Regions from separate parts of the Homo sapiens genome. Here region 1 is linked to region 2. Evidence: chromatin loops called from intact Hi-C (ENCODE). Cell type or tissue: GM12878. All regions are shown on one strand. Region 1 overlaps IL18RAP (interleukin 18 receptor accessory protein). Region 2 has its middle 60 kb from the start of IL1R1.

Evidence for each region. Peaks named below come from ENCODE experiments on the same cell type or tissue, not always from the same donor. Only the 100,000 strongest peaks of a DNase experiment are listed, where the experiment ranks them.
Region 1: a loop joins it to region 2, with 4 times the contacts of the local background. A loop is called at or near these places in 1 of 110 quality-filtered maps.

Annotation. Positions count from the first base shown.
Region 1 is chr2:102,433,455-102,437,454 of GRCh38, reverse strand. It overlaps IL18RAP (interleukin 18 receptor accessory protein), which reads right to left. Exons shown (of 10, transcript NM_001393487.1): 4 at 93-243. Among named protein-coding and RNA genes, the nearest start is that of MIR4772, 3.2 kb to the right of the region's middle. In GM12878, no CTCF peak of the experiment used is centred here; DNase peaks (open chromatin) are centred at 884 and 2,284; H3K4me3 peaks cover 525 bases; H3K27ac peaks cover 2,448 bases.
Region 2 is chr2:102,081,080-102,085,079 of GRCh38, reverse strand. It overlaps a transcript of IL1R1 not described here. Among named protein-coding and RNA genes, the nearest start is that of IL1R1, 60 kb to the left of the region's middle. In GM12878, no CTCF peak of the experiment used is centred here; a DNase peak (open chromatin) is centred at 1,869; H3K27ac peaks cover 614 bases.

The sequences.
Region 1 (4,000 bases), 350 kb before region 2:
CTTTCCCTAAGAGGAAAAACTTACTAAGCCAAAAGAAGATAATTTTAATTTGCTGCTCAGATCTCAAATCTTGAGATAAAAATCTCACTTACCAATGGTTCTCACTTGAACAACAGCTCTGACTGTCCACGAACTCACAGTATCCGACTGAGTGTAATCACATACATATGTGCCCTGGTGATAGTCATAAACTTCATCCACTACGATTCGGTTGCTCCTTTCCACAGAGAGGAGTTTTCCATTCTAATCCAAAAGATATTTTAAGCAGATAAATTTGCCACAGAAAAACTTTATGAAATACATACCTAAAGAAAAATCTTACAAATTTGAACAGGGAGGAAGAAGGTCAATCTGAGATAAGGGTATCTCACAAGCTATGAAGACATTGTGTTCAAAAACTGTACTTGTAGATTTGAAACAAGAGGCATTTTCCAATACAATTGCATTATGTGTAGAGATGAGAGAGTCAAACCTCCAAACCTGATCAGCCCCTAAACAGCTATTTAACAAAGGACTTCCCAGAGCATGCATGACTTGGAGCCCTGAGAGTATTCTGGAAGACCTGTAGTGTTCTAAGGGCTGAAACTGAAATGAATTTTTTAATGTGTGTGTGTATACATACATATATATATATACACACACACACACATATATATACATACACACACATATATATAACATATATTGTATATATTTACGTATATAAACAGATACATACTTATAAATAAAAACTTATATAAACAGAGGTTCTGGAACGTGAGTGGCTTTTTTTTCTCTCTCTGACAAAGCTGGTAAGTGAGAGCACTGAGAATCAACCTCATTTTTTTCTGGTTCTGAGTTTTATTTTCTGATTGAGGAATTTCCCTTCCACTTTGCCTGCCTACTAGTAGAAGCTGGGATTCCCCCACGCCACATCCCTCGTGTGTTTCCTGTGGTCCAAGAAGGAATTTCCAGCAGGCTGGAAAGGAGACTAAGGGTGGGGGCAGAGTGGCCAGAGAAGTGCAGCTGTGGGCAGGAAGCAAAACAAGGCAAAGAGGTAGTGGTATACAAGGCTAAATATATACCAGATGATCTCAAGAATCAGGAACTTTTCAAAAGGAAGTTTTAAAACATAGGGGGAAATTCAAAGATAAAACTTCAGAGGACGCAGTGATAACATATAAAGATCAGAATTCAGGGGAGAGGCGTGTCATAAATCGCATGAGAACGTAATGGTGGGAGGACACAGAGCCGTAACTAAGACCTCACCTAAGCCAAGGGGGAGGATGGGGAATAATGTATCTTTTTTACCCATAAATAGGTAAGTGAGGCTTAGTATGTATCATTAAGACTTTATGAAATGGAACTTAGAGGAAATATCAAAGAAAAGAAATTAGGGAGAAGCAATTTATGCCAAGGATGATGGGAAACCCATTCTAATAATACAATTACAGTTAATCCTCATAGGACAAAGAGAGGCTAATGCAGCTGCACAGGGAACTCTTGGTTTTGCTCATATGTGAAGCAGTCATGAGCAGAATATGGAAACAGGAACATCCGCCACTGTGAATCTGAATGAATAATGTCCGTAAGTCTTCAAAAGAGTGGAGGCATGCAAAAAAAAAAAAAAAATGAAGACACTGCAAAGGACTTTTAAAGGTATATGTGAAGCAGGGAGAAGAACAGTTATTCTTACTACTAGGGGCAGGTATTATAATATTATACTGCAGTATTATCGATTTCTTATACTACCAGTCAGTACAGCTACTGAGCATCACGCACACTGTGTTATTCTATGGGAATGGTACTTCCTGGATTTGGACAACACACTGGAGCTCCTAGCTGGACTTCCACTACCCAGTCTGGGAGGACTCCAAAGACCTGCATTTCTTTCACTCTCCTCCCTGGCCTATTCTCCCTGGTGCATTTCAGGTTTTCATATCCATTTTAATGTTCCTTATCATAGACTCATTGTGTCCAGGTCTGTATTCATCACAGCTTTCCTGCTCCTAATTGAATTTACTACTACTATCTCATATATGTTGAGCCAGAAAAACACCAAATATGCTACTCATCTATTTTACACACACTCCCAGTCAAAGCTTTTAATCTTTCATTTTATTACATGAAAATATCACTAGCATCTGCCACCTTCTTTCTGTTTCCACTTCTTTCTGTCCTGTCCTGGATCAGGACTCACACTCATAAAGTTCAAACACATCAGCAAGGTCCCCATAACCATCATGAGAACCACACAACCTTTATTTCCATTCTAGTCCTAATTAAACCACTTAAGAACTCTCAGCTCCCACCACAGTGAGCCACTCAGTGTGACCATACACTGAACATACCCTTTGCTTTTCTGTTTCTGTTGTCTATGTTGCTCTTTCCCGTTAAGTGTAGTTGCAGTCTCTTGCCCCAGTTATCAACTAACAACATTCTATTGATAGATTTTTTTTTTACTAATATTTATCTTTTAATGGGAATGGAGTATATTATGGAAATTATTGATAATGGGCTAGATGTCAATTTCTAGTGAAAGTCTTGAATTAATTATTTAACAGATGGTTTATGAACCCTTAGAAAAGGAAGTGATGGTTAATATCAGCCAGCTTGCATTTGCTAACAACAATCATATCAAGGCAATCTCATTGTTGCCCACAACTGAATAGACTGGAGGTTCACAGGAGTATGGCAGACACAGAGTATCTTCACTATTGTGAGTCACTTGAAAAATATTCTCATGATCTCTCTGTTAAACCAAAGGTACATTGTGAGCTGAATGATCAGATATAGGGCATTCGAGTGCCCTTTTAGTTAATTAAGCAACACCCTTGCGTTGTGGATGAATGGATCATATGTAACTAGAAGGATCAAACTGGAGTTAACAGCAGAGCACTCTGTCCCTGGTGTTAGCCTCGCCCGTAGTTTTAGCAGGGGCTTGAGGGAGAACATACCATGTTGATCTCATCTACATGCCTCACAAACCTGCGTGTGATGGCTAATATGTTGGCATTCAAAATCAGAATTCCAACCTCTTGACATGTAGAATGAACTAAAAACAACAAATTATTTAACAGAAATAAATATAAAATCATGAACATAAGTTACAAATTCTACTCTACAAACAAAAATAGAGAGAACTTGCTTGATTTCAGTTTTTGTGGAAAGACTTGCCTGCCAACTCAGAATAAATCAACCATATAATGAGGCTGTCCCAAAGCTAAAACAATAGTGGGGCTGTGGCAATATTCTGTTCTGAACAAGTAAGGAAATTCTTCCTCTGTTTCAGTGCTGGTTAGACAGCATACAGATGATTGTTTTGAACAGGTGTTAGAAAGCTGTCCAGATCTTCAGAGTTCTGAAATGTTCATAGTGAGAATAATCAAATGGGCCAATGTTTCAACCCTAGAAACAGTTTTGAGAAATATAATCTAAATTATCTTCTTCCTATTTGGAAACACATTAAATTAACTTATTCTCTATTTAGAAACACATTAATCTTTGAATCTAGCCAGTCTCACCATGCTTACCAGTTATCCACAGCACTAGGCCCACAGGATGCCAACAGGTGCCAGTTACAAGAACTAGGAAATGAGAAGTATCAGGTATAGGTACAAAACTTCTTTGGGGTCGGCATGATGGCTCACACCTGTAATCCCAGCACTTTGAGAGGCCGAGGCAGGTGGATCACCTGAGGTCAGGAGTTGGAGACCAGCCTGGCCAACATGGTGAAACCCCATCTCTGCTAAAAATACAAAAATTAGCTGGGTGTGGTGGCGCACACCTGTAATCCCAGCTACTTGGGAGGCTGAGGCATGAGAATAGCTTGAACCTGGGAGGTGGAGGTTGCAGTGAGCCAAGTCTCTAGCTCAGTGCACTGAGCTAGATGCGCTCTAGCCTAGGCGACAAAGAGAGAGATTCCATCTCAAAAAACAAACAAACTTCTTTGTGGTTGGCATGATGGCTCACACCTGTAATCCCAGCACTTTGGAAGGCCAAGGCAGGAGGATTGGTTGAA
Region 2 (4,000 bases):
TAACCCAATAGAAATACAAACAAAAGGTTGAACTGATCCTTAACAAAAGAAAATATTTAAATGGCCAAAAAATAATTTGAAAAAGTGTTCAACTGCATTAGCCATTGGGGAAATTCAATTAAAGCCAGAATGAAATTGCGGGACACTCTTACCAGAATGGTGAAAATGAATAAGAGAAAATATTAAACGCTGGTAAAGATTTCCATCAGCTGGAACTGTCAAACATTCCCACTGGAAGTACATATTAGCAGAACCATGCTGTGTGGCAGCAGTAACTACTGCTGAGGAACAAATACATATCTTATGACTCAGTAATTTCACTCACAGGTACAAGACCAACAGAAAATAGTAGAAATGTCAACCAAAGTATGTATACAAAAATACTCATAGCAGCCCTATATTTATTAGCCAAAAACCAGAAACTATCCAAATGTTCATCAGCAGTACAATGTATTAATAAATCATAGCATATTCACAAAATATGATTTTGTGAAAATTAATTTAGTTGCCCATGATGAGTTCACTGTTCTGTGTATGCATTATACTTCATTTAAAAGTTTGAAAAGATCCATATTATGTATAAGACTGGTTAACTTTGTACGGGGCGATAAAATCATATCATCTTTGGGGATAATTTCTCAACCAGGATTTTTACTACTGTGAGTTGATTCCGAGCAACCTCTATTATTACAGGGCTGTACGCTGTGTGTATTTATTTTAGTTATTGATTGTGTCAAACCAGACCACCAGGCCATAAAAGAATCATTATTTTGCTGCATTTCCATGTTTAGAACAAATGCCTCTTTTTCCAGCATTCCTGGGAACCAAGGAGGAAACGCACAAAAGATGTCAACGGGCTGTCTTTAGTTTAACTGAGCTTCATTTTACTGGATTTTTTGGTTAGGGTTTTTGTATGGCCTTTCTCATTTGCGCCTCACATTATAACTGCTACATCTTAGTTTTGCAAACAAGAAAATTGAGATTGCGAGAGATTCAGAGTCGCAAGAGATTCAGAGTCGCAAGAGATTCAGAGTCGCTATGAGGCCTTGGTCAAGACCACAGAGCTAAAAGGCAGGGCAAAAACAAAATTAATATTTAGCTAAAGCACATATTGCTATTTCCACTTTTTTTTTTTTGAGGCGGAGTCTTGCTCAGTCGCTTAAGCTGGAGTGCAGTGGCGTGATCTCGGCTCACTGCAACCTCTGCCTCCCAGGTTCAAGCAATTCTCCTGCCTCAGCCTCCTGAGTAGCTGGGATTACAGGCGCCCATCACCATGCCTGGCTAATTTTTGTATTTTTAGTAGAGATGGGGTTTCACCATATTGGTCAGGCTGGTCTTGAACTCCTGACCTCGTGATCCACCTGCCTCGGCGTCCCAAAGTGCTGGGATTGCAGGTGTGAGCCACCACACCTGGCCGATATTTCCACTTTTAAAAAGCATTAGCACAGCTTGTAATTGTTTCTAAGTACCTACTAACTATAGTTTTAGGTACTAGAGGAAAACTCCTAAGTGTGTCATCAGGTGTCAGAACAGAGGGACCCAAGGATGGAAGAGCCCGTATCTGTTTGTGTCAAGGCCAGCTCAGGGATTACCCTTGACCACTCAGACATTCCAGCTACTTCATGAAAGAGAACTAGTAGGATTACACACAAGGGAACAATATTACTTCACCCAGAAATACCTCGGCACTCTGGGGAACACACCATCCATCTGGGGAGAAGGTACCTACCCAAAAGGAAAAAAAAAGTTCTATTCTAGACACTGTCAGTACGAGTCATCAGCTGATGTGTGGAGAATTACATCTACCTTGCATTTTTTTCCAAACACCCACTCAAAGAAAGTGTCCTCTGAAGTGTGGAAATGAGTCAGTGCATGAATCTCACTTTCCTGATGTGGCCCTAGACCTTCTTAGAGTTTAGAGTAGGACTAAGTGTCCTCAGGAAATCAGTCAGCACTTGCTGGGTGCAGAAAATCCCTTCATGCGGAGCATCAGGGGTGCAAAGTCACGTGCCAGCCCTACAGAAGCTTACCATCCCATTGGAGTGGCCCCCTCTGGTCCTCATGACCAGGAATCCTGATGTTTTTGACATTGTTCCTGTTCGTTCATAAAATTGGCTGAGGTCCAAACCTCAGCCTTGAGTACAGTCCCTGAGAGGAAGTTGTTCTTCATACACAAAGCTCTGGTTTCCTAACATGCTTAGTGATTAGAAAAATTTTAAAACTCTTAACAATCTCTGAGAGTACCCAGCCAGCGAGGTTACAGCGAGGCTAGCAGCTCTCATTTGCACTGACCGAGCAACAGTCTACAACATCTCCCAGCAACAAATAGCTCAGTGAAGACAGCCCTGCTGATGGCATGCTCGCTTGAAATATTTAAAAAAGAGAGAGAAAGAGAAATACTATGGCACAATAAGACTCTCTGTCTCCAGGGCGTTTGTTCTGTTTTGTTTTGTTTGATGAAGCAGTTTGAATAAGAAAAATCAAGAAAACCACTACTTCCGTTATCACCTACCTCATGTTAAGTGCATGGAATTATCATGACACTATTCCTAAGAAACTACTTTTACTTTATGCTGATTCTGAAGTTCTTATACCAAGTAAATTAATGATGTTTGAAAACAAAAAGAAAGCAAATGTCCCACCTCAATCCAAAACATTCCAAGATGCACTATACATCCTTGGCTTTAGAACAAACAAGATAATCCTTTTTGAGAAGATTATCAGCAATTTTTTTCTCTTGTGTTTTTCTAACAAACAAAATGGATCACATGGCAAATATATCTCCAGAAATAATATTTAAATTAAAGGATTAGATTTATCCTTTAATTTATCCTTTAATTTATATTTATCCTTTAATTTAATCTAAATTAAAGGATTAATTAAGGCAATGTATAGGAAGGGAAGCAGAGACAAAGATAGTTATAAAGCCAAGAAGGAACAGGAGAACATTTGAAGAAGGAAAGGGAGGACGAGGAAATGAAGAAAACCTGGAAGTGAATGCCAAGGTGTTAGGTTATTTGCCCACATCAACTGACTTAGCAGCTCCAGAGGTGGGACCTAGGAATCTGTGCCCTCCAGGTATTCTGAGGCAGGCTAACATTTGATAAACAATAAACGAAAATGCTCTGTAGCCCATGTTTTAACTTCTTTAAAAGTAGAACTGCCTTTACTCTCTTTCATTCTTCCAAAGCATCCCAGGCAAATGGGCCATTGATAATGATGACTGATGACTGGGTAGTTCATCTCACAGCCACCAACGTAATCAAGAGAGGAAGCCACTGGAGTTGCTCAACCATTAAGCCCAAATCCACTATCAAACTGAAGCCATTAGGACTTCCAGTGTAGCCTGCAACACATGTGTTTCTCTGATATTCAGATGAGAATCAAGTCGCCATTCAGGCCTAATTCGCCTTCGCCTTCTAAACAGGGTGGGGGCAAATCCCCTAGCCCTTTTCTTTGTCAGGAAGCTGGATATTCACTGATAGATGGGGTGCTTTTCAAACCACTGACCCCAGGACAGGGAAGGAGCTGTTATTTCCTGTCCCTTGTACAGTTAGTCTAACTCAATCCTCATTCGTACTCTAGAATGAAAACTTGATCATTTGTAGAGCAATGCCTGAAACCACCGTGGAGCCAGGCTGGTAGATGCCCTGGTACATTGCAGGTTGGAAGATTATTTCCATGGATCTTGGGAGAGCACCAGATGCAGGCCATTGGGTGTGGTTCAAACTCTTCCATCCCAGGCTCCCTTAGCTGGTTGTAACTAATTCAGCATATTTCTGCAGGATTTGCAAAAATCTCTACAGTTAGAAATAGATACTCTCATATATTCTTATTTTAATGAGAATTTTATTGAGATGTCATTCACACAGCATAAAATTACCCTTTTAAAAGTGTACAATTCAAAGGGTTTCAGTATATTCATAGAGTTGCGCACCCATCACCACTATCCAATTTCAGAGCATTTTCATCACCCCCAAAAGAAACTTCATACTCATTA